Regions from separate parts of the Homo sapiens genome. Here region 2 is linked to region 1. The links are chromatin loops, found by intact Hi-C in ENCODE. Cell type or tissue: heart left ventricle. All regions are shown on one strand. Each heading gives the region's core, and the rest is flanking DNA. Links, peaks and the distances in the headings are about the cores only.

The links. A loop is a pair of places that touch in the nucleus more often than their neighbours do. Peaks named below come from ENCODE experiments on the same cell type or tissue, not always from the same donor. Only the 100,000 strongest peaks of a DNase experiment are listed, where the experiment ranks them.
Region 2: it touches region 1 in a loop (9-fold over the local background); 2 of 110 quality-filtered maps call a loop at or near these places.

What each region holds. Positions count from the first base shown.
Region 1 is chr20:40,457,500-40,469,552 of GRCh38, forward strand. LOC105372618 (a long non-coding RNA gene) reads right to left here and starts at 10,240. Exons shown (of 3, transcript XR_936718.3): 1 at 9,208-10,240; 2 at 6,821-6,942; 3 at 1-725. In heart left ventricle, for the core only: no CTCF peak of the experiment used is centred there; a DNase peak (open chromatin) is centred at 5,867.
Region 2 is chr20:39,263,633-39,275,685 of GRCh38, forward strand. No RefSeq gene overlaps it. Among named protein-coding and RNA genes, the nearest start is that of LINC01734, 45 kb to the left of the region's middle. RefSeq lists an enhancer at 5,748-6,248. In heart left ventricle, for the core only: CTCF peaks have their summits at 5,504 (motif pointing right) and 5,704; DNase peaks (open chromatin) are centred at 4,999 and 5,479; H3K27ac peaks cover 2,053 bases.

The DNA of each region.
Region 1 (12,053 bases), core at 2,845-7,844:
TAATCAGCATGATTCATTTGTCTGATTAAAAGCTCTCACTCCCCATTATCACCTACCTGAGAGGAAGCCACACAGGGCTCTGACAGCAGGTAGGCAAAGGCTCAGGGCCTGACACTGTGGCGGGGTGGGGAGGGGGGCAGAGTAGAAAGTGATTGAATGACACAGGGCACAAAGCTCACAGCAGCACTTGTCCAAAAGGAACTATAGAAACAAAGGAATGGGAAGGCCGGTACTCACAACATGGAAAATATCCACCTGGTGGGGCTCTGTGGGACCATGCACATCCCGCAGAAATGCCTGTGATTTGGGGACGTTTTTCCTTTGATCCTCATAGATAAAGGGTTTCTGCTTCCCCGCCTCAGAAAGGAGCAGTTTGTGTCTGAGCACTTGCTATTCCTCTCTTCATTCCCTCACTCCTTCCATTCTGTGAGAGGAGAAATGATTGGTCTGACTGGTGAGTGAAAAGAGTTTTCCATTCACTGCACCATATTTGCCAGGGCAGAGTTGCCATTCTGAATCATGAGGTTTCCTCTCAATCTCTCTGTCCTCTATTCTTTTGGACATTGCTATTCTCAGAGGGAGCCCACTTTTTGGCATCCTCTATGTGGTCAGGTCATGAGGGCAGCTACCTGCCTTTTGCAGACCAAAAGGGCCTGTGTTCTCTTTGCTTCACTTTCTTCGCATGCAACAGGTTGAAGAAACTCAGCCATCCTAGTACTAGAGGCCTGGGGAGAGAAAAAGCAAACCCCCTTTTGCCGAATGTTCCCTGTAATAGATTGTATTATTGTTCCTATTCTTTATGTCTTCCTGTACCTTTATCTTCTGCCTGTGCCTTTGGCATACTCCCCACCAAAGGAGGGGTATATTTACCTGCAGGTCAGTTGACATAGTCTGGGCTTTAATCCATGCTACAGGTTGGGTCCACCTCTGCCTCACACATCTCTCCGTCTCCACAGATCAGTGGGCCAGTTCCATGCAGGCTCTTCCCATGGAAATGGTAGGAGAGCAGAAGCTTATGAGTGGAGACATGAGTTTGTTCATAGGATTTGCTTTGGCCAAAGTAATGTGGGTAGAAGTAACTATGTGAACTGTGTGCTGGATTCAAGCCTGGGTATTAGAAGACATCACATGTCTCCACTCACAAGCTTCTGCTCTGCTTCTGCCATTTCCATGGGAAGAGCCCGCATAAACTGGCCCACTGATCTGTGGAGAAGGAGAGATGTGTGAGGCAGAATTGGACCCAACCTGTAGCATGGATTCAAGTCCAGCCTATGTCAACTGACCTGCAGGTAGATAAGTGAGAATAAACGCTGCTTCAGGACACTGGGTTTTGGTGTGATTCCTTGTGCAGCATTATTGTAACAAGAGCTAGCTGATACACCCCATCATCCCTGGTTCTCCAGGTCAGTAAAGAAAACTATCACTCTAGGTTATAATGCTAATATTTTGCCCAGTTTGGCTGAATGCTTTGGGTTTTTACTTTATCGATCAAGCCGATGGAGAAAAGTTTCAATAAGTGGGAGGAGTAGAGCACAAAGTCTAGGGTAATCATATGTCCCAATGGGCCTGGATGGCCCTAATTTATACCTGTTATGCCAATATAATTAATAATAGCACCCTTCTGTCCAAAAGTACATCCTGGTTTGGATGATTAAATTATATCACCCTAGCCAAGCCCAACAAGATCCAGCCTAAACCATGTCTTCCTTACACTAACAATGGGCACCCCTTTGTGGTCAGTAGATACCCCAGAATTTTTTAAAAAGCCATGTCCTGGAAGGCAGGAGGCCTGGACAGCAATTCTCATGGCAGCAGGTGAGGTAAAAATAATACTTTTCCTAAATGCAGTCTATCTGCACAAGATTTTATAAAAGTGCTATGGGGTATTTTCTGAGAAATAAACTCCTTAATATGACTTCATGGTAAGAGTTCTATTTCCTTTATTCTCAGGAGTCCTAGGGAAGAAAAATATGCCCCCTGGCAGTGTTCCATAAAACTAATGATGTGGGGGAATACGTGAATAATTGCCTGAATCGCCGGGTTACATATCTGTTAGGAAATCTCTTGGCAATATAAAGAAGGGGCTCAGGACAGTTAAATTGAAGTCAAGTGAAATAAACTCCTGCTGCATCAGCTCGATGATCTTGTGGGTCAAGGGAGCTGTGGCAGCCCTCTCTGCACTTTGGGAATGTTGGGCCTCCAAGTTTTCTGGGTTCAGAGCAACAGGGACATAGGATGAGGAGTAGAAGGAAGGAATAAACAGGCATGGACCAGACATTGCAGGGATGCAAAGGGAAGTTCTGGAGCCAAGTCTTCAAAGCTACAGATCAAAAACTCGGGCAAGGAGCAGTGGCTCATGCCTGTAATCTCAGCGCTTTGGAAGGCCAAGGTAGATGGATCACTTGAGGCCAGGAGTTCAAGACCAACCTGGCCAACATGGTGAAACCTCATCTCTCTGAAATTCAAAAATTAGCTGGGTGTGGTGGTGGGTGCCTGTAATCCTAGCTACTTGGGAGGCTGAGGCATGAAAATCCTTTGAACCCAGGAGGCAGAGGTTGCAATGAGCCAAGATCATGCCACTGCACTCCAGCCTGGGTGACAGAGCAAGACTGTCAAAAAAAAAGGGAGGGAGAGAGATAGGGAGGGAAGAAGGAAGGAAGGAAGGAAGGAAGGAAGGAAGGAAGGAAGGAAGGAAGGAAGGAAGGAAGGAAGGAAGGAAGGAAGAAAGGATGAAGGAAGGAAGGAAGGAGAGAAGGAAGGAAGGAAGGAAGGAAGGAAGGAAGGAAGGAAGGAAGGAAGGAAGGAAGGAAGGAAGGAAGGAAAGATTACTGGTGAGTGGTCAGATAGATGGATGGATGAATGAATGAATTCTAAGTGTGGGGTTATTCCTTGTGCAATATTGATATTGTACTTCATAATATTATACTTCCAAAATTATTAGAGTAAAAGGAAATGATTCAAAAAGCAAGGAAAGGTTCAGTGTGCTGAAAAATACAGTAAGCCCAATTCCTTTCTCACCCACCCCACTCTCAGCCACGGAAAGAGGACTGATACTACAGCATCAGAGACCATCCAAGACAATACAGTTGTCCCTCAGTATCCTCAGGGGATTGGTTCCAGAACACCCTGTGGAAACCAAAATCTGCAGATGCTCAAGTCTCTAATATAAAATGGTATAGTATTTGCATAGAACCTATGCACATCTTCCCATATACTTTAAATCCTCTCTAGATTACTTATACCTAATACAAGGTAAATGCTATCTAAATAGTTGTTATACTGTATTGTTTGGAGAATAATAAGAAGGAAAAATGTCTACACATGTTTAGTACAGATGCAACCATCCTTTTTTAAATTTGTTTTCAATATTTTTGATCCACAGTTGGTTGAATCCACAGATGTGAAACTTATGGATATAGAGAGTTTTATGTTTTTTGAGAGAGAGATGGGGTCTCACTATCAAAAGCCTGGGGTTGCCCAGGCTGCTCTTGAACTGCTGGGCTCAAGCAATTCTTCCACCTCGCAATCCCAAAGTGCTGGAATTACAGACGTGTGCCACTGCACCTGGTCCAACTGTGTTTTAAATTATTCTTCCAGGGTAATATAGAAATTTGGATAAAATTCTTGAATTTGAACAAAGTAGACACCAGTTTGCACAATGCAGGACATCAATCCATCCATGCCCTTTGTCTCCAGATATCTGGTGTGGATGTGCATTCATGTCAACACAACTTTTTAAATTGCATTTTTTCCTCCTTCTCACTCATGTGTCTTCAGAGTAAACTGAAGAATTATTTCAGTGGAGCCATAAACCTCTCGGTCTCCCAAGACATACATATGGACTCCATGTCAATTTTCTCTCCCACACTGCACCTGAACTATTTCAAACTATCTTCCCAGTTGACCAAACCAGAAACCTCAGAGTCGCCCACTACTCTGACCTCTCTCTAACCCCCAACCCGTTAGTCTTTCTCTCATAAATCTCTCTGGTTCTTCCAGCCCACAGCCTGTCCACTCTCATCCAGGTCTCCACCACATCTCCCCTGGGTTGTAGGAGAAGCTCTTAGCTGCCTCTTGGCCTGGGCTCTCTCCTTTAAATCCATCCTATACCTAGAAACCAGAGGGATTTTTCCAAAACAGAAATTTGACCTCCCTGGTCCCCTGGCAACCCATCAATGGCTTCATGCTGTCTTTAAATTAAATCTGAACCCCATGTGAGGCTCTGCACAATTCGGCCTCTGCTTGTTCTTCCAGCCTCATCTCACCACTCCCTGCTTCTCACCCGAGGCCTAGCAGCAGCCTCCATTTCTCTGGCTCCTTGTTTTCTGTCACTTTCAATCATTAGACCTCCTCTTCTAGTTCCTGGAACTCAATTGCTCACTCCATCTCAATCCTTTTTTTACCTAAGCACGATTCTTTCACTCCACAGGTTTTGCTGAAGTATCCTACCATATTCTGCAAGAGAGTATCTCAACATCCTCCTAGCTTAACACTTAACAACATAGTATTATGTTAGCTTGATCAACTCACTCTCCTCCCCTTGTCTGAAAGATCAAAAAAGGCAGCCCCAGGCCAATCGTGTTTGTGTTCCTAGCACCTAGGCCAATTCCTGACTTAAAGTAGGTATTAGAAAAAACTTTTTGAATGCCAGACAAATCCATGAACTGAGGACAACTCTTTGTTTATTCAACATATATTAATGGAGGGCCTGATATGTGTCAGGTATAGTTCTCAGCGTGTGGGATACATCAGTAAAAAACATAAAATGCCTACCCTGGTGGTGCTTACTTTTCAGATGGAGGGAGACATTTATTTACATATTTAACAAATATTTATCCGGCAGAGAATCATTGCACACACAAAAAAGATGGGGTGGCCTGGCCAGACATGTACATGACAGATCAGTTCTAAAATATTTTCCTTGTTTTTAGTTTCTACTTCAATGAAAAATTTGTCGTCATCTTAGTGTTACCGTCCTGGAAATTCTCAATGTCCTCTTTGCCTGCTCAATGTTTCTCTGTAACAGTGTTCATCATCTAATATAAAGAGCAACACAAACACATAGTTTGTGCTCAATCAAAGCTTGTGGAATACAGAAACAAACAAGAAACTCCAAGAGCTCATTCAGTAAACTTACAAACAAGTAAGAAGATGAGCTTATGATCAGCCTGCTCAAAGCAAAAGAAAAGGGAAGGAAACAATTTTTCTAAGAGCCCTTCAGAAAAGGGAGAAAAGCTTTGCAAAACTCAGAGAACCCAGGAGCAGTAACTGATCTTTATGATCCAGTACAGAAGCCTGAGTAACCGCAGGCTGTCTCAGGTTTTAATACAAGGTTATTTACATAGTTACCTAATTATTATGTCTCAATAGAGGGAAGGAAAAAAAGCAAGTGTTTTTCTACTCCCTATTTGCCTTAAAGATCTAAGGGTAATAAATTGTTAGTTTTATTCTTAATTGGTACATGCTTCTTCCAATTTCTTTTCTTTAAAAAAATCAATACGTGGTTTGCGAGACCTTTAATGGAGAGTAAAGAACTGTGACTAGACTTCTTCCTTATTATTGAGATAATCTGTCAGCATTTATCTTTTAAAGGGGCCTCAGGTAAGGCAGACATGATTAAGTTTTTGCAGTAGTAAATGCTGGGCCATTTCTAGAGTTAAAATGATATGAAAAATATAACTGCATCAGGCTATGCCTGATAAAAGACAGTGTCTCTTTTGCAAAAATGTGGGCTGTGGGTCTGGTCTGCTGAGGCAGGGCTCCCAACATCTTGGAAATGTTGTGCCCAACCACTGCCCACTGCCCTGGCCGAGCTCCTGCCCCCACTGAGCTTCGGGAAGTGACTGCGGCTGTTCCCAGCGAGCCTGACCAGAGGCAGAGGCCACTGGTAACCTTAACCCCACGTGGGCAGGCCCTCGTCAGAGCCTCTCCCCAACCCTAAAATTAACCAGTAAGTTTTTGGAAGGGGAGGTGGACAGAGAAGTGCAGGGCCCTGTTTGCTCTTTGGAGCCCAAAGGAAACAGGAGCCTGGGAGCTGACACCCTGGGCCTGAAAAATTGTAATTGTTAGACAAGCCCAGGCATGTGAACAAGAGCTTCCCTACCCCAATCTGCAAGGCAGACACCCTGAGAGTGTTAGAGTTGGTATGGGCAGGGTCCTTCACACTCTGAAGTATGTGGTTACCCAGCAGGCTGGTGGGCAGAGCATGGAAAAGTCCGAATCAACCATAATCAAGTAAATGGCTAAGGCCGAGTTCAGGTAAGGCCCTGCCTACAAATCCAACTCACATTACCTGTGCACCTCATTGTGCCTGTGCCAGACAATGTGCCTCAATTTAACCTTTGCAAAACTTGTCTGATATGGACATTTGTATTCTCGTTTGATAGATAAGGGAGTAAGGGCTCAGAGAATTTAATTAACCTTCCCAAGGCCACACAGCTAAATGGCAGGACTAAGATTCACTATCAGTCTGTTGTACTTCTCAAGTTATCTTTGCTCTACCAAACATCCCAAGCAAAGAAGTTAACATGATGTAATGGTGAAGAGCATGGGCTCTATAGCCATAGCGCCTAGGTTTGAATCCTGGCTCTGCTACTTACTAGCTATGTGGCTTTAGGCAAGTTACTTAACTTTTCTGTGCCACAGTTTTCTCATCTGGAAAACAGGGACAACAGTTGTATATTTATCATCGTGTGATTAGGAGAATGTAAATATGTGAATATTTGTCAAGTACTTAGAAGAGTCCCTGGCGTATAATGAATACATATACATGTTTCATGTGTGCTAAATAAATAAAAGAAAGGGATCTTTTCATTCTCACCACACAAGAGTTCATTTTCCAGTCTCTGGACTCAGAAGAAGGTGTTTTGCAGTTTCCTAACATCATGGAGTCCGAAAAGTGCTTTTGCTACAAGGGTCTCACTTTACTGTCACAACAGCTGTCTAAAGAAGAAAGGAAGATTAGACCCATGTAACAGAAGAATACACTGAGACTTGACAACATGAGGACCTTTATAAGGTCATTTAGCAGGTAAATAAAGAGCAAGAAAGATCCAACTCGACCTTTCTGACCCTGAATCCGTGCTATGCCCACACTCTAAATAAAAGCATGAACTTGTGAGTTTGTGGATGAAAGCTTGGCATTGCGTCCAAAATGAGGCCATGGGACAGACTGCTGCTGCCATTTAACCCCAGGTCCTGAGAAATTCCTCAACCCTTCCCATGAGTCAGGGACTCCTGGATTCAGTGCTGCTGTGGACTGCCCATTATGCCTCTCCCCTGTACTCAGGAGATGGAAGACTCTCTAGAGTTGACCACTGTGAACCAAAGACAATAGAGTGTTCTCTTTTTGCACAAAGAACAAAACAGAACATCAAGAGTCTTAGTGATTTATTCAAGTCACATGAGTTCAATGAGTAGGGAACTGCATCAAGAGACAGCTTCCAGTTAATTTTATGAACCTTATATGCATTGCCCAATATGAGTGTTCAACCCCATGGTTCCCTGTTTTTTTTGGGTTTTTTTTTTTTTTGTCTTTTTTTTGTTTTGTTTTTTTGTGCAATCAATGACCTAAATTCTAGGGAAGTTAGGGTAGAACTAGAGAAGACAGGGAAGAGCAAAAGAAAACAAAATGTGCTCAGTTTGGTTCCGAGGAAGGGTGCGGAAGCTGGATCCAGATGGTGGGGGTTTGGGGAACTGGATAAATCAAGAGAGTTGAGGTCCTTGGAAAAACTGAAGACGGATGTTTTCAAGGACATAGAAACATGGCTCGTAGCAATGCTCCTGGAGGCCCAGCAGAGACCAGCAATACTTGATCTCGGGGATCAACATTAGTGTCTTAATGCTGGTTATTGTCCCAAAGTAAGTAAGGTGTGCAGTGTTCAAGATCTGTCCCATTCCAATGATGAGGAAACCAAGGACCAACAAGAGGTGTGCATTTTAGAGCCCCTCCCCATCCCAGGCCAATGACCACAAAACCGATTCTGTCCCCCTTCCCCCACAGGTAGTGCCTATGCTCCTGATCCTCCCCCAATGGGACAAGGACAGGCCATTTGACCCAAGCCTGTTCCTCAAGAGATTGACAATAAAAATGCCCACATTTTAAATGTGTACATGCTACAATTTTCTGATTATAAAATCAATACAAGCTTATTTGAAAAGAACTTGGATCTGCTGGTATGTGCACATCCTTTCTTCTGCAATGAATCAAAGGATTTATTACCAATGGTTTCATCTGGGAAGATTGTAGGTGAGAAGGAAGATTTTGGATTTTGTTTTTGAGCTGTTTTAAATTGTGTGTGTGTGTGTGTGTGTGCATGTGTATGTGTCAAAAAGATATCTGGGAAATGGGATTGTAGACCACTTCGTTTTGTCTTATTATGGTGTCATCTGTGTCTCCATAGTAAGAGAGAGAAAGAGGAAAAGGAGTAGGTTAATAATCAATCTTAAATAATTTGAAAACTAAAGAAAATCAAAATCAACAGTAATCATACCATCTAGATCTAAAGGCTCATATCATTTTAGCATACCTTCATGCTGAAATAATGAGGATTATTCTATATCTAAATTCTAAATTATTCTTTTATTTATCCTTATTTTATGTTATGCCACAAATAATTTTACATATCATTAAATATGCTTCAGAAGCATCCACCTAATGGCTGTAGAGGGGCCTTCCTAGAAAATAACTTTTTATCTATAAATTTCATGTTCATTGAGCACTTCCTAGGTGTCTCCTGCCAAGCACAGCTTCCATGGCGAGGGTTAGATGACACACACCATGGCACAATGTGTAACCAGATGGTTTGATGCCAGAGACTATGTGCTTAACCACTTTACTTCTACATGGAGCATGGTTTCTTAAGCCAACCTTCCTCTGTAGCACATGTACATTGTTCCCAATTCGTCACTATTGAACAACCCTGAGATGTACATCTTTGTCCATAGATCTTTACATCTCTGAGTACTTCCCTAAGTGAACACTTCACAAAAGAGTTGTTTGACTCATAAGAATAAAAATGTTTAAGGCTCTTGATGCATTTCCCTAAGGAACCCACTTAGCATCTCCACAACAGGGTTTGAGAAGGTAAAAATTAGAACTCTTTTTTTATTTATTTGTGACTTATTTCATTACAGTTGAGCTGATTTTTCAGTTTATTAGCCATTTACATTTCTTAGTAGTCAACTTATTGTTTTATGTTAACTCACCTCACTGATACAGTAATAAATTTGGTGTTCCTTTAGTGTAGGTATGGGAAATTTCTTCAAAAATCAACAATATTCTTGTCTGGAACACTGAATTATTTTCTAGAATGCAGATGCATTGTCGACTTATATGAGTGCTCGTCCTGGAAGGAAACAGATGGTGCCCTGAACGGGGATAACCGAGGAGAGTTTATTATAGGGAGCATTTACAAGGGTGTGAGCAGGGTTAAGGAGACCCAGAAGAGTTGGTGCAGCATCCGGGGGCTGGCAACACAGAGGAGCCATTACCTCCCCTCAGTTTAAAGGGGAGGGAAGAGCCTGGAGAGAGTAGCTGTGGTTGTCAGAGAAGCACTAGGCAGGGCAGGATGCAGCCAACCCTCAGAAGGTAATACTCTGGTGTCCTCATCTCTTCCACCTCAGGGTGCAGGGTAGAATTGCTACACTATCTCCCATGGGTCTCATGGTAAAGCAATAACGTCTAAACAGGAAGCCATTAAGGCCTCTATTTTGATCAAAAAAACAGCCTCTGTAAATCCAGACAGGATCCCAGGGGACCAGCATCCCAGTTCAGGGCCTAAGCTGTAGCTCCAACTGGCTCCGCCTCCTCTGTGTGTTTCCCTTCCTTGATGCTTTTAAAGGAAGTTGCTGTCGGATGGAAGGCAAAACTTAGGTTTTCTATGGCACAGTTTTCAGGAAGGGCAAGTCACTCTTTGGCTCTTTGGGAAACTCCCTCACCCCATACCCCACTCAGACCACCTCCAAATGCTCTAGGCTGGGTCTGCCATCAATCCCTGATAACAGACACCCAAGGGAGATGGTGTAGCAATTCCACCCTGCACCCTGAGGCTGCTTGTCTCAGCATGCAAGAACAGCCTGTGCTGCGGCAGGAAAAGTCTCCTCGAGCCTGTGAAAGAGACGAAGGAGAGCAGGGCATTACATATAAGCCAGAGTGACTTGGAAGTCTGCAGCCTGTCTCCTTCGAAGGAAGACAGACAACATGTATAAGAATAATGGCTTACATCAATGGGCCCCAACCTCTGGCCACATACTAAGCCAACCATTTCATCCTCATGACAATCCAGTGAGGTAGGGACTATTTTTATCCCCATTTTACAGATTAGTAAACAAGATTAGTAAACACAGAGAGGTTACAACTTGCTCAAGTTCGCTCTGGTGCCTTGAGCTGGTGAGATGGAGGAAGTGAAATGCAAAGTTAGGTGGGTCTGACCCCAAACCCTTCACACACATCTTCGTGCTGCACTCTGAGGGAAACGACATAGGGCCTGGGATAGAAGCCTGATTCAGCTTCAAAGTATTTTAAATCTCTGAGCCTCAGACTCCCTCTCTATTAAGAAAATTAATTTTTTAAAAGCCATTGATTCCATTAATGCCCCCCCCGATTGTTGTAAAGCTCATAGGAACTGCCTGCATTTCCCCGGTTATCACATGACTGTAATTTGCTTGGTTGGGTCTCTGCTCACAGGTCAGCTCAACCAAGAGGGTTCCCCTGGTAACCCATGCAAAACAGCAGGGTCTCGCCTCCCTGCCCCACCACCCAGACATCCTCTTACTTCTTACTCTATTAATTTTTTCTCATAGCACGTAACACTAGCTGGCCCATTATGTGAGTGTGTGTATGTGAGTGTGTGCGTGTGGTGTATGTAGTGTGTGGAGTGCATGTGGAGTGCATGTGTGGATTGTGTGTTTACACATGTGTACTTTTTGTTTAATGTCTGACTTCGCCTCTATATGGTGAGCCCCAGGACAGTAGGGACCTTGCCTGACTAGCCCACCAGAGTGTCCCCAGTACCAAAAATGACACTGATACAGTATGGATATTTGTCCCCTCCAAATCTCATGTTGCAATATGATTCCCAGTGTTGGAGGCAGGGCCTGGTGGGAGGTGTCTGGGTCATGGCCTCGGATCCCTCATGAAGAGCTTGGTGCCTTCCTGGAGATTATGAGTGAGTTCTTGCTCTATGAGTGTTCATGAGAACTGATTTTTGAAAGAGCCAGGCACCTCTCTCTCCTCTCTCACCACGTAACACCTGCTCCTTTTCACCTTCCACCATGAGTGGAAGCTCCCTGAAGCCCTCACCAGAAGTAGATGCCGATACCAGGCTCCTGGTACAGCATGTAGAACTATGAGCCAAATAAATCTGCTTTCTTCATAAATTACTCAGCCTCAGGTATTCCTTTATAGCAACGCAAGCAATCTAAGACAGGCACCTTGGCATATGCAAGGTGCTCAACAAATATTTGAGAAATAAACAAGCAAACAACAAATGGGTAGTGAATGAAATTAAACTGTATGGTACTTGGCACATACTAGTCACAAAATGTACTTATAAAATTTATTTTATTAGACTCTGAATGCCAGGTGACTTATGATAAATGAGTTCACATAAAATGAACAAATTTTTGACCTATCCTAAACAAAACACAAGAGCCCGTATGCGGAAGGGGAATAGAAGTATTCCAATAACTTCTTTTTGAGAAGAGTTATAACAATTGAGTATAAATTTAAGTTATGAGCTTCTTATTAGCAAAAGCAAGGAGGTAAACCAGATGAGATGTCACAATTCTATTAGATGCAGAAAGCAGTATACTATCACCCAATGCTAATATCTTATCAGATACCTTGGGTGAACAGGAAGGTATTATGGCTCCACTTGGCCTCAGCAGATCTGCTTGAAAGAAATGACACAGCATTTAAATTTTGTTCCATGTGGTCGACTCAGTCCACTTTCTCTTCTTTCTCTACATGCAAGCCTATATAACTAGTTCCCTTTAGGAGGAAAATGCCTGGCTTCCATAGTTTTCCCTTCTACAGCAGAGGTGCTGAATAG
Region 2 (12,053 bases), core at 3,401-8,400, 1.2 Mb before region 1:
GAGAGGGGGAAGGTGCTACACACTTTTAAACAACCAGATCTCATGGTAACTCACTATCAGGAGAACAGCACCAAGGGGATGGTGATAAACCATTCATGAGAAACTGTCTCCCACCAGGGCCCACCTCCAATACTGGGGACTACAATTCCACATGAGACTTGGTGGGTCACGATCTAAACCGTATCAGATCTAAAATGAGAATAGTTGAGCATTATGCTATAAGCATCTGTCTTAGTCTGTTCAGGCTGCTATAACAAAATACTACAAAAAGGTGGCTTATAAACAGCAGAAGTTTCTTACAGTTCTGGCATCTAGGAAGTCCAAGATCAAGGAACTGGCAGATTTAGGGTGTGGTGAGGGTCCACTTTCTCATAGACAGTCTTCTTTCCACTCCAACTGCACATGGTGGAAGTGGTAAGGGGTCTGTCTTGGGTTTCTTTTATAAGAGCACTAATCCCATTTCTGAGGTTCCACCTCCATGACCTAATCACTTTCCAAAGTCTCCACATTCTCTTACCATCACCTTGGGGGATGAGGATTTCAACATATGACTTTGGGGGAACATAAATGTTCAGCTCACAGTGTATCTTTACCAGATTTTGCCATTTTTTTTACAACGGTTTTCATCAATTTATACTTCCATCAAGAGTTATCAGAATTTTCATTTTCTTACATTTTCACCGCAACTCACAAATACTTAAATATGAAGAGTGAGAAGTGGTACATCATTGTTTTAATTTGTGTTTAATTGTGTTTCATACGAGAAATAGAGCATCAGAGAAGGAACAAAATTTTTGACTTTCCAGGTTATGAGGACTACTTTGATTGAATTAAATGGGTAGGGCAGAAGTCTGCTGAGCAGGAGGGGCACACAAAGGGAGAACACAGTAGGAAGGGTTGAGGTGGGAGGAGCCTGCACTTGTGATCAGGACTTAGAATGTGTGACAAAAACTAGTGCTGCACATATCACCTGAGCTGAGACTGGGAACCTCTTCTGACTCATCCTCAGATGGAAATAACCCCAGTGACTGCTCCCTGCATCCCACAGAAAAGCCTGCTTCTGGTGCCTTCTGTTTCTGAGTTGTTTTACCTTGCAGCCTCTAGGTGGCGCACCTGAGTTCTAGCTGCTCAGGCCTGTGGAAAGCGCAGGGATGACTAACAGAAGAACTGGGAGTTATCCAAGAGCCGAGGTCCTAGGGTGAAGAGGTGCAGGGGAGCTCAAGCCAGTGTTTAGTAATAATTTTAAAACCCTAATTGCAAGGGGTGAAGCAGATTATAACAGTTACAGTGATGATATGAAGAGCAGTATAATACAGATTTTAATTAATTTTTCATTCAGCACATATTTGTTGAATGTCTGTTGTATGCTAGCAACTGTTGTAGGTGCTGGGCATGCAATTAGCAGTCAATAAAGCAAGACCCCTGCTTGCAGTCTAGTGGGGGAGGAAGATAGGCAATAAGGAAACAAAATGCTTGGATGCAAAGGACAGAGTAAGGCAAGTGGAGGAATTAGTGATATGGTAGACACACTAGGGGATGGTTTCCCAGAGCAGAGTTTTGCCATATGAAATAGGAGCCCACCTTGCAATCCAGCCAGTGGAGCAGGAATAGTAAAGAGAGGACTTTAGGGATTGGGGAAAAATGTGTGCCCAGACCCAGAAGTCTCAACCACAGGAAGGAGGGACTCAGGAAACTGTCTGGGAGTCACTGAATGTTGTCGGTTGTGAAGTGCAGGGAGATGAGGCCACAGAGGTGTTTAGGAGCCGGGTCATGGTTGGACAAGCTATGGGGTTGGAGCTTTATCCAGTGGTGATGGGAAAGCAGAGGGCGATTTTAAGTGAGTGGATTTGCCAGTAGCATCTTGGGGGATAAACTGGAAGCGGGGAGACTTAAGCTAGGGAGACTAGTGGGAGGCAGTGTGTGCAGCTGTCCAGGAGGTGTCAGGGAAGAGGTATGGGGCCTGAATCAGCTCAGTGTTACTGGAGATGAAGGAAAGGAGGTAGGTTTGACTGAATTTGGTGACCGACTGAACATGGCAGTGGGAGGGACAGGGAGGAGTCCTCAATGCCCTGGCCCCTGGCCTGAGTGACCATTCACATTGCCTGAGTGGCTCCCTTTGCCCTATGCATGTGTCTTCCTGACCCCAGAGTCATTTTTATTACTTTCAAGTGTGTAGAGTAACCAGAACTGAACTAATAAAGTGCAGCAGTTCTGCTTTAATGAGCAGAAAAGAGTAATTTGTAATTAGCATATACATTATTTGTACATAATGAGTGCTTCCAAAGTCCTTATGGGGTTGTTTGTCTTCCTAAGTATTTAAAACCCCACCTCCTCCCAACCATCTTGTTTATGCTGTTTATTTGTACTATCTGTTCTTAAAAATGCACCCACGTGCATATGTACACACTGACACATTCATTCGCCTGCAGCCATCTGTACATTGTCTGCAGCCAGAGAGGCACACATAGGAACACGCAGCTACCATTTCACTCATTTGTAAATGTAACCCCACACTTGCATGCACCAGCACAGATACACAAACACTCAGGTCTACACATAAAAATGCACATGCATGTGTACACACATGTACATGTACCTGTTCCCTTGTATATACACATGCCCAGGAAGTACACAGAACATGTACTTTCATAAGAAGCCACAGGTGCAAACTTGCATTTATAACTGTGCCCATGCACATACATGTGTATACACACAGGTCACAGGCCTACATGCACACATGTTCAAACAGATACATAAATCTGGGAGGAATTGGGGCTTCAATTGGTCTCTTTCTCCTCAAGTACTGATGATGTAAAGCTTTTTATGATTTTGGTCTTGTCCAAAGATTTGAGGTTTTGGAGTCTTCGTCTTCTTGTTCAAAGCATCTTGTTCTTGTGTGGATCAGCTACTGTTAGCTAATGTTACCTATCTGTTACCCTGCTGGAAAGCTGGATTTATGAATGATCCCTAAAATAAAGGTCCTATGTGTACCACAGCAATAGGCCTAAATGAGTAGCTGAGAGGTGAACTTTTGCCGCCTTGGGACCAGGCCTCTGCTGGGGCAATAAGCAGTAAATAACTGTAGCTAGTACCATTATTTTTGGGCCCTTACACAAAAAACTCTGCATAGTGATAAGGTAGACTGAAAACAAGCAGCTTCTGAGTAGTAATTGTGTACCAGGATTTCTCATCTACATTGCCACATGGACTTACTCTATAGCATTTTGAGGTCAGAATAATTATCCTTATATTACAGATAAGAAAACTGAGGCTCAACGAAATGAAAGCATTTGCTCACGGCTGCACAAACATGGGTTTGAACCCAGGAGAATCTCTTGCATTATTTAATCTCTTCTCCTTAGCTCACCACCCTCTACCCTGCTGGGTCCCCCAAACACAGGGTCTGCTGGAGCAGATATGAGACAAGGACAGAGCTGGTGATAGTCTTTGGTGCCTCTGAACTTGCATGAGGTGTTTCTGCATGGTTGAAGAGCAATGATGAGATGCTCCATTCACCCAAGGGTCAGAGGTGGTCTTTCCTGGGGAAAACATGACTCAGCTTTTCTGACCTTGTGGTTCGCTTTTGACATGACTCCAGAGAAGGTGCTGGTAAAGCCATCGTTTCTCTGAGGATTTGAGTAGATACCACACCTCAGCTCCAAAAATTAGGTTCGCAACAATTTACAATAAGATATATACCCTAGGTGAACAAGCAAAGGACCAGGACTCCTTTATCGTGTTAGAAATGTCATAGTTCCTAAAATGTCTAAGCTGTATGGTTGGTCACCTGCCATTCATTGGCCAAGCATTGTGCTTAGATGAACCTGGGCATAGGAAAAGTTGAAGGAGACATCCAGGCCACTTTTGGTTTACATTACTGGAAACATTTTAAAGACAAAAAATCATGCAGATGTTTTTATAGCTATTATTTTATTTTAGCCTTAAAACACTCATGAGGAAAGTAATGTTAATAACAATAATGGTGACAACAGCTGACTTTTATCGAATAGTTACTATCAACCAGGTCCCACAATACTCTCAATGTGCTAAGTGCTTCACGTGCAATAGTCTATTCAATTCTCACAACAACCCAATGAAGTTTGAGTCCTACAGTGGGTTATTACTGCTCCATTTTCCTGTTGAAAAATAAAGAATCAGTGAGGTAAAGTGACAGGGGCAGCATCTGCGGTAGAATCCAGGTCTCCTGACTCTTCAGACTGATCTCATGTCCTAGTACCATCCAGGGTCAGAGACTGCAAGGGCAGGTGGAATAAGGTTAGGGTGCTGGGAACAATATGCTGGTGTGTACTCCAGCCTCTGTGGCCCTAAAACTGTCACAAGTGATGGTTTCCAACCAAGTCAATTGGGTGTCTGACTTTCATCCTGGGACCAGGAAAGTGGGGCTTCACGACTGCCTTGATGGTACTGGTTTGTTTTACAGTGTTTGCCAGTTTCTGTGGTGTAAATACTTACACTATGTCTGATTTCAAGCTAGCAACTGTTTAGCAATTGGGAGAGAAGGATAGAGGGAGAAGGGAAGAGAGAGAGGCATTTGCTTACATCATGTCTGATTTCAAGCTAGCAACCGTTTAGTGATTGGGAGAGAAGGATAGAGGGAGAAGGGAAAGGAGAGAGGCATATGTAACAACTGCATATTTAACAGTTGGCTTTCTGGCTCCTCCAGCCGACTGCTTGGGCCCAACACCCTAGCAATTAACCTTTTGCTACTCCTGGGCTCCAAGGAGGCCAGGCCGTGGGAACAGAGCACCAGAAGGATATTTCAAGGCAGTTTCTCCATTGCCTCAGCCTGGATGAGGCTGATAGTGTTTTACTTCTTCCTTTGCCTCCCTCAGGGAGAAAACAAAGAGTGGATCCCAGAAAGGCCAGGGCCTCTAATCTCTCAGTACAAGTCTTTGAAAGGAGAGGAAGGGAGCTGGGTCTACCGCAGAGAGCTGGCAAGGCTGGGTCTCTGGAGGCTGGGGCCAGGGGCTCCGCGTGTGGAGTATGGAGCAGAGCCGGTGGGCTGGGAGGAAACGACTGGCGGAAGGCCTCCTGGACCCTCTATCCTGTCTTCATAACTCCCACACAGATTAATGAGCCTCAGGATGCCCTTGGTTTTGGCCAGCCATGCTTGGGGCCTCCCCAAAATAGACAGGACGCCCAGTGCCTCTTGCTATTGTCCCAGCTATTGTCTTTATGAGCCTCCTGGGTTCAGGGATCACATCCTAACTCTTCCTGTTCGTGCTTAATCACCATCCGGATGGATGGACACTTGCAGACAGACTGGGGGCAATGCAGACTCAGGGAAGCCAGTACTGTGTGCGTGTGGAGAGATCTGGCCCCACCGTGTCCATGGCTGAAAAGGGAGAAATGGGGCCATGGTGGAGCTTTTGCAAAGACTCAGCGCTCCTTTCTTGGCTGAGGCTGGCTGAGGGGGCCACCAGGCTCAGAGCTGGTGCCCTGGGGTAGGGCAGTGTATGGGGCAGAGTCAGCCACTAGGGGGCAGGCCCCGACAGCAGGTGGGCCAGGCAAAACCCTGTCAATGCTCAAAAGGATGGTGGGAGGACTGACAGCCACAAAAACTGACCCGCTTGGGGTCTTGGGGCCCCCTCCAGGGTCTGGTCAGCTCCAGAGAGAACCAACACCCAGGGGAGTCTGGGAAGCAAGGACAGCAGTGATGGGAAGCTATCCGTAGATTCCCTGTATCATCCTAGTCTGGGGTGATGGAACTGTGATGAGCCGCATCTGCGTCTGGATGGGGATGGGCACGTGGCTTCCCCCTGCTGTGGAAGATGCAAGGAGCAGGAAGAACAGTGACAGAGAAGGACAGGCCTGGGGATAGGGTCAGGAGCTGGCAGCTGCAGCCCCAGCACAAAAGCCAGATGCAGGAACCCTGGCTTGGGGTATACAAGCCCCTGAAGGGGCCTTTTTGGTTTGTATCCTCCTGGGCCTGCCTGGCCAGGCCAGCTTCCTGTTAGCCTAGCAAAGCTGAGATTTGTCAGCTACTCCAAAGCAGTCCCTGCCCTTCCTGCTCTTGACTCTGCAGTATTTTGCCTTGGTTGATTCTGGCAGCTTGTGAGCCCTCTGAGCCTGCTGCCTGCCCCGGATGAAGCTGTCTGAGGTTCAGCTGAGCTGTCTGAAAGCCAGAGAAGCTTAGGATTTACCCTGAGGGAAAAAGACTGGGATGCACCCACTACTGGGAGGCCTGATAGACCCAGTGACCTATGGCAAACCATTTATTCTATTCAGCCATTCTCCCATCCATCCATCCCCTCCATCCATCTAGCCCCTCATCCATCCATCCTTCCATCAACTCACCCACCCAGCCACCCACCTACCCAGCTACTCATTTATCTACCCTGCCATGTATCCCTCCATCCTTTTCCATCCATCTGCCCATCCTTCCCCATTCATCCATTTATCAATCCATCTATTTTCCATCCATCCATTAATCTATTCTATCAGTATATGTCATTGAAACTTCCTCTGTGCCAGGCTCTCTTTTGGGTCCTGAGAATGCAGCAGTTCACATGACAGAAAAAGTTTCTGGATCATAAGAGCTAAATTTGAATGGCAATGTCCCAGTGACAAGCCAAATCACTCACTATGACATAAGGATGGAAATTGATGGCTCAGCTCTTAATCCATCGAGGCAGCAAACTCCCTACACCTCTTGCCCTGATACATACAGATATATTTACAATATGTATGAAGGCACCCCAAAATATGCATACCTGTGTATGCTCACATTGCATCCCCTTGGATAGCAACATGTCTTCAGGATAATTTGTGTACACATACCACCATACCCGAATGTATAACTATCTAAATACGTGCATGTGCATGGACATAAATTCACATATGCACACATGTACGTATAGGCACACAAGGCACTTACACATATTTGCACATATACATACATGTGCACATATACATACTTGTATATGTGCACCAGGAACACACAGGTGCACACACACACACACACACCTGTGCACAGCTACTCAGGCACATTGGCATATGCACTTTAACTTCATACAAATATATACACTTGGGTACAGTTTGGATCTGTATGCATATAAGATACATGTGCTCACATATGCACCTATCCATGCACACAGGTTGCATGTACATGAGCCTACACATGTGCATGTAAATACTCCCTCTGACTTTGACCTTTCACCAAAACCCCCGAACCCTACCATTTCCCCATTCTGTCCTGGGGAATTATCCATATCTCTGACAAGAGAATGGGTTACTAATGCAGCCACAGAGCTGTTTTGACACTTTTGATGAATAACATTCAATACTATTAATTGGAACAATTGCTTTTCATTTAACTAAATCATGGGAATTGCTAAACTAAATTGAAACGGAATGTGATTTTGCTTCGCACTGCTTTAATATGGGCCTCTAAATGTCTTCTCTCTGAAGGATTAGTAACTTAATCACCCACCAGTGATAACTGCTTCCCAGGCTCAGCCGGGAGGCTTCCTGCTCAGCAGCAGCCTGGCTGGTGAGGAACTGGGGGCCCAATGGCAACTACTCTGCCCCTTGCTTCCTCTCCCTGCATTATTCATCGTGGGGGAACACGGTTCTCTCCCTTCTCTGAGTCCAGCAGGACCCTCAGAGACAATTTCCATTTTCCCTGGGCTCTGCCTGTCTGCGTCCTGTCGAGGAGCTCTCATTCCAGGATCCTGGATGTGGGCGTGGATTCTGTCTCTGAGCTTCTCTGAGCCTTGCTGGAACACTTCGTCCTGAGAACACTGGCTCTGGAATCCTGGGGCCACGTATACCCTGAGGGCAGCCCAGTGCCTGGCTTAGCTTCCAGGGGCAAGTTGATGTGGGCCAGAAATGTTCCCTGCACTGCCTGGGGGAGCAGGGAAGGCCCCAGCCAGCTGGGCTGTTGCAGGGTGACCAACTGTTCTGGTTTGCCTGGGACTGAGGGGTTTCCAGGACATGGAACTTTTCAGGGCTAAAACTGGAAAGTCCCTGGCAAATCAGAACAGCTGATCATCCTAACTGTGGTGTCATCTGTGCCTCCAGCTAGAAATCATGTTTAACATTTATTGAGTGCTTACTGTGTGCTAGGTGCTTGACATACATTATTTAAATGTTGTGACAATGTTATGGGGATATGTTCTATTAACATATTCATTGTATAAGTGAGAAAACTAAGACTCAGTTATTTTTTAATCTTATCTATGTCCTCACAGGTGTGGACACAACAATAACAACAAGGATAACAAGGATAATAGGAGCTAATTTTATAAGAGCTTGCTCTGTGATAAGCACTTCTGCTAAAGGCTCAATGTGCATCCTACAGCAATCTTGAAGTTAGGTACCATTTTTGCTGTTCCTTCACAGAAGTGAAGGTTATTGCTAGTGAGTGCTAGACTGTGATTCTAGACCTAGCAGCGTCTCCCACCAGCCTCTACTGTGTTGGCTTGCCTGTTAGGCTACATGGGGCCTCCCAAGTCCTTTTCCTCTGGGTGGTCTAAGGAGACCCAGGCTACAGGATTCTGGAGGGTGAGGTCCTTAGCAAATTGAGTTGCTGAGCTTAGTGTGGCCTCTTCTAGGTACAGCTTCTGTCCTTGGGTGTGCAAAGGAGACATGGCCACTCCCTGAATAGGGATTTCAGGGACAGCCACCCCACCCCTTTCCACTGACACGGTTCCTGACACTGGGTCCTCTGAGTGGATTTGGCATGTGATTGTGGGGCCTGTGAGTTCTTATAAAGCCAGGTTCTTGCCTGCTTCTGCTGATCTAGGACTTGTTTGGACTGCAGCAACTTGTTTGCCCTGCAGCATGGTAGGTTGCCGTATCTGCCTCTCCATCCTCTCCTCCTCCCCAGCCCCAAGGTTGTCAGGAAAAATTGCTAAATTTGGCTCTGAGTTGTCACTCCAAAATATTTACAGGAAGAGAAAGGAGCCTGCTTTAAGGGGGTCCTTATTGGACCACTCCTAAGGGTCAGGTACTGTATCAGGCATTTCGGTTTATGTTCTCATTTAATCCAACAACATCCCAACAGTTAGGAATTATTATTCCCATTTCACAGTTCAGAGGGCAAAGGTGCTGAAGGAGGCCCAAGTTCATGCACCTGGTCAGTGCTACACCACAGTTTAGGAATCAGACTGTTTATTCCACTGACTCAATTCTCTTCCTAGGCAGATACTGCCATTCTCTAAAGCGTAGCTACTTCCGACCTCCAAGTTTCTCTGTCTCTCTGGAGAGGGCTCAGTGTGCTCAGTGTGATGATGAAGCTTGCAGGCTCTGAAGACAAATGAATATGGCCTGATGCCTGGTGCTTCATGAGGCATTGGGTTGAGATCTGCTTGTCTGTTGGAGTCTTTATGTGTAAAATAGGGATTCACACAGTCCCGACTTGGTAGCCCTGTTGTGTTGGTTGCACAAAGAAGAGCTCAGCACAGGGCCTGGCACAGGGCAGGGGATTAATAAGTGGTTGCTGCTATTATCATGTTTATGATTTCTGGCAGTTTGAAAGGAGATTCTCTGGAGTTCAGTGCTGTAGATGTCAAGCCTTGCCTCCCCTCCACATCTACGCTGCCTGCGCCCTTGAGTTTCCTATTAACTTAATAGGCCTGGACGTAAAGGAGCCAGTTGTTCATGGGATCCCAGAGTCAATCAACAATCCACCCTTCACTGCTTCCATTTGGTAAAATCGATATGTGTTGATTGAACACTGAGTCTGCGCAGAGCCCTGAGGCTGCGCCTGAGGAGGATTCAACCTCTCGCTGTGCCAGGGAGTGTAACTAAGATAGCGTTCTCTACCTGGGATCCCTGGACCAGCACCATCGGTATCATCTGGGAACATGTTAAAAAAAGCAAATGGGCCTACCCTAAGGCCCATTGAATCAGACATTCTGGGGTTGGGCCCCAGGAATGTGTGTTTTCGCAAGTTCCCCATATCACTCTGAGGCACGCTAAGGTGGGAGAAGCATTGCTCCAAGAGACCAAAACGCAGCTGTCCTCTGACAAGGACCAGCTAAGCCTGTGGGAGCACAGAGGGAAGAGAGGAGGACCCAGCTGGGGAACCTCTGGGGAGTGGGGTGCCCTGACAAATTCTTTCTTCCTGCTCGGGCTTGGGAAGGGGAGGAGCCAGGGCTGCAGTGAGTCCGCCTGGCACCTTCGACCGATTAGACAAAGGTGCCTTTTCTTCTGCGAGGATGCAGCGCTGCCGGTGAGGGGTGCGTAGGCTGGGTTTTCATCTCATTTACCCTTCACCCACATATGCAAGGCCCAGGCAAAGTGTATGATAGGCCTGGGTGCATTTGACAGGGGAAGAGCCGACCATACCTGTCCTCTGACGGTGGGGGGTGGCTCCTGGAATGCTGAGCTAGCAACCATGGTGAGTCCCCCTACTGTGTGGACCCTTGCCAGGCCTCAGGCCTCAGCAGTCACTTACATAAAACAGGTGGTGAAGGCCAAAGCCTGGGGAGAAAGAGGATAATCAGAGTCAAGTCATGAAGACAGCATGCCATGGGCTGGAGGAGATGTCCCACCCTGAGCCACCACAGGAGAAAATAAAGCAAATGATTGACAGCCCCTAAATGTGCGGGTTCCTCTAGAGCACTGTCCTCCTGCCACAGACAAATCAGCTGGATTTTGATGCAAAAGTCAAACCAACCACCGAGTATGGCTGAGGAGGAAGAGAAGGCTGTTGCCCTCAGCCTGCCCCAGTCAGTGCCACACAGTTAGCCTTTTACTTCCTTCTCCTTTCCTCCCTCTCTCCCTGGGGACCCTCTCAGACCACTCTCCCAAGGCCAGCTGGCCTCATTCCCATCCTCCCAACATAGGCTACCTTGGACTTCACCACCTCTAGATTTTGGCCTGCAGGAGCACCGCTCTCCACTGAGAGCACTTGCTGTCTCCCTTACACACCTGTTCTTGGTGGCCAGTGGCTCCTCCCTTCTCCTTGGCAGGTGTCCTAGGTTTTGTCTTCTGTTGGTTTCATGGAACACTGCCTTAATTGTTCCTGGGGCTTTAATGGGACCCTGTCCTCTTCTACATTCTTCTCTCTCCCAGAAGGTGACTTCTTGTAGGTAGGGGGTACTTGAGTCTCCTCCTCTGTTCCCCTTTTGTCCCCCAGACTGGGAACTTTTTATAGCAAAGTTAAGTCTCTCCCTGTCTCTGAACCAGTTCTCCACTCCAACATTTGCTACCACAAGTTTTGGACAAAGTAGAGGGAGAGGGAGCCCACCCAAGTCCAGCTCCAGGGGCCCCTAGACCTGCTTTGTTGGCCCTGTCTATGTCCCAGGTACCACAATTGTGGCAGGTCACTCTGGAGGGACTAGCTATCCTACAGCCCCAGACAATGGTCTGGGTTCTCGTTCCCTATCTCCTACCCCTCACCCCATATACACCCCGTATACCCACACAGCATGGGAGGTCACTAAAACTCATCACTCTCCCTGGAGGAAGCCTGAAGGGCAGCTGGACTAAGTGCCTCCATCCAACACCCTTGGAGGTTCACACTTATTTCTGTTGTCTCCATACCAACAGTGCATCAACTCTCATCTTTTCTGGCCCAAAGTTGGATAAAGCCCCAGCTCAAGTTCTCTTTTGTAGACTGGCAATAGAGTTGAGAAATGTAAAGAAGACGGATACTAAAAGATGAAGAAGTAGAACTTCCAGGAGAAGGAAGTTCTTAGGCAGTTCGTGGATGGGGCTCTAGCTAGGTGTAGTGAAGTTAGAAATGTGTACTTTCTAAGTCAGACAATTCTGAGTGTCTTGTATTTACTTTCATGTTTCTCAGTGATCTCTAACATTTGGTCCATATCTCACATCCTTGCCCTTCTCCAGAAATTTTCTTCTTTGATGTCGTAACTATTTTCTGGCTCCCAAAATCAGGTGAACCTGGGTACCATCTTCCCTGGGTCCTATGACCTCTCTTGCTGTGAGATGCCACTCTTCTGCCTCTTCCCCACTCTCTGTCTCCATCTTCTCTTCTCTTTTATTGACATGTCCCAAGGGTGCTCTTCTATGTTCTTTGATCTCTCCCATCTGTCTTGTTCACCTAAGCTGTCCCTTTCGTC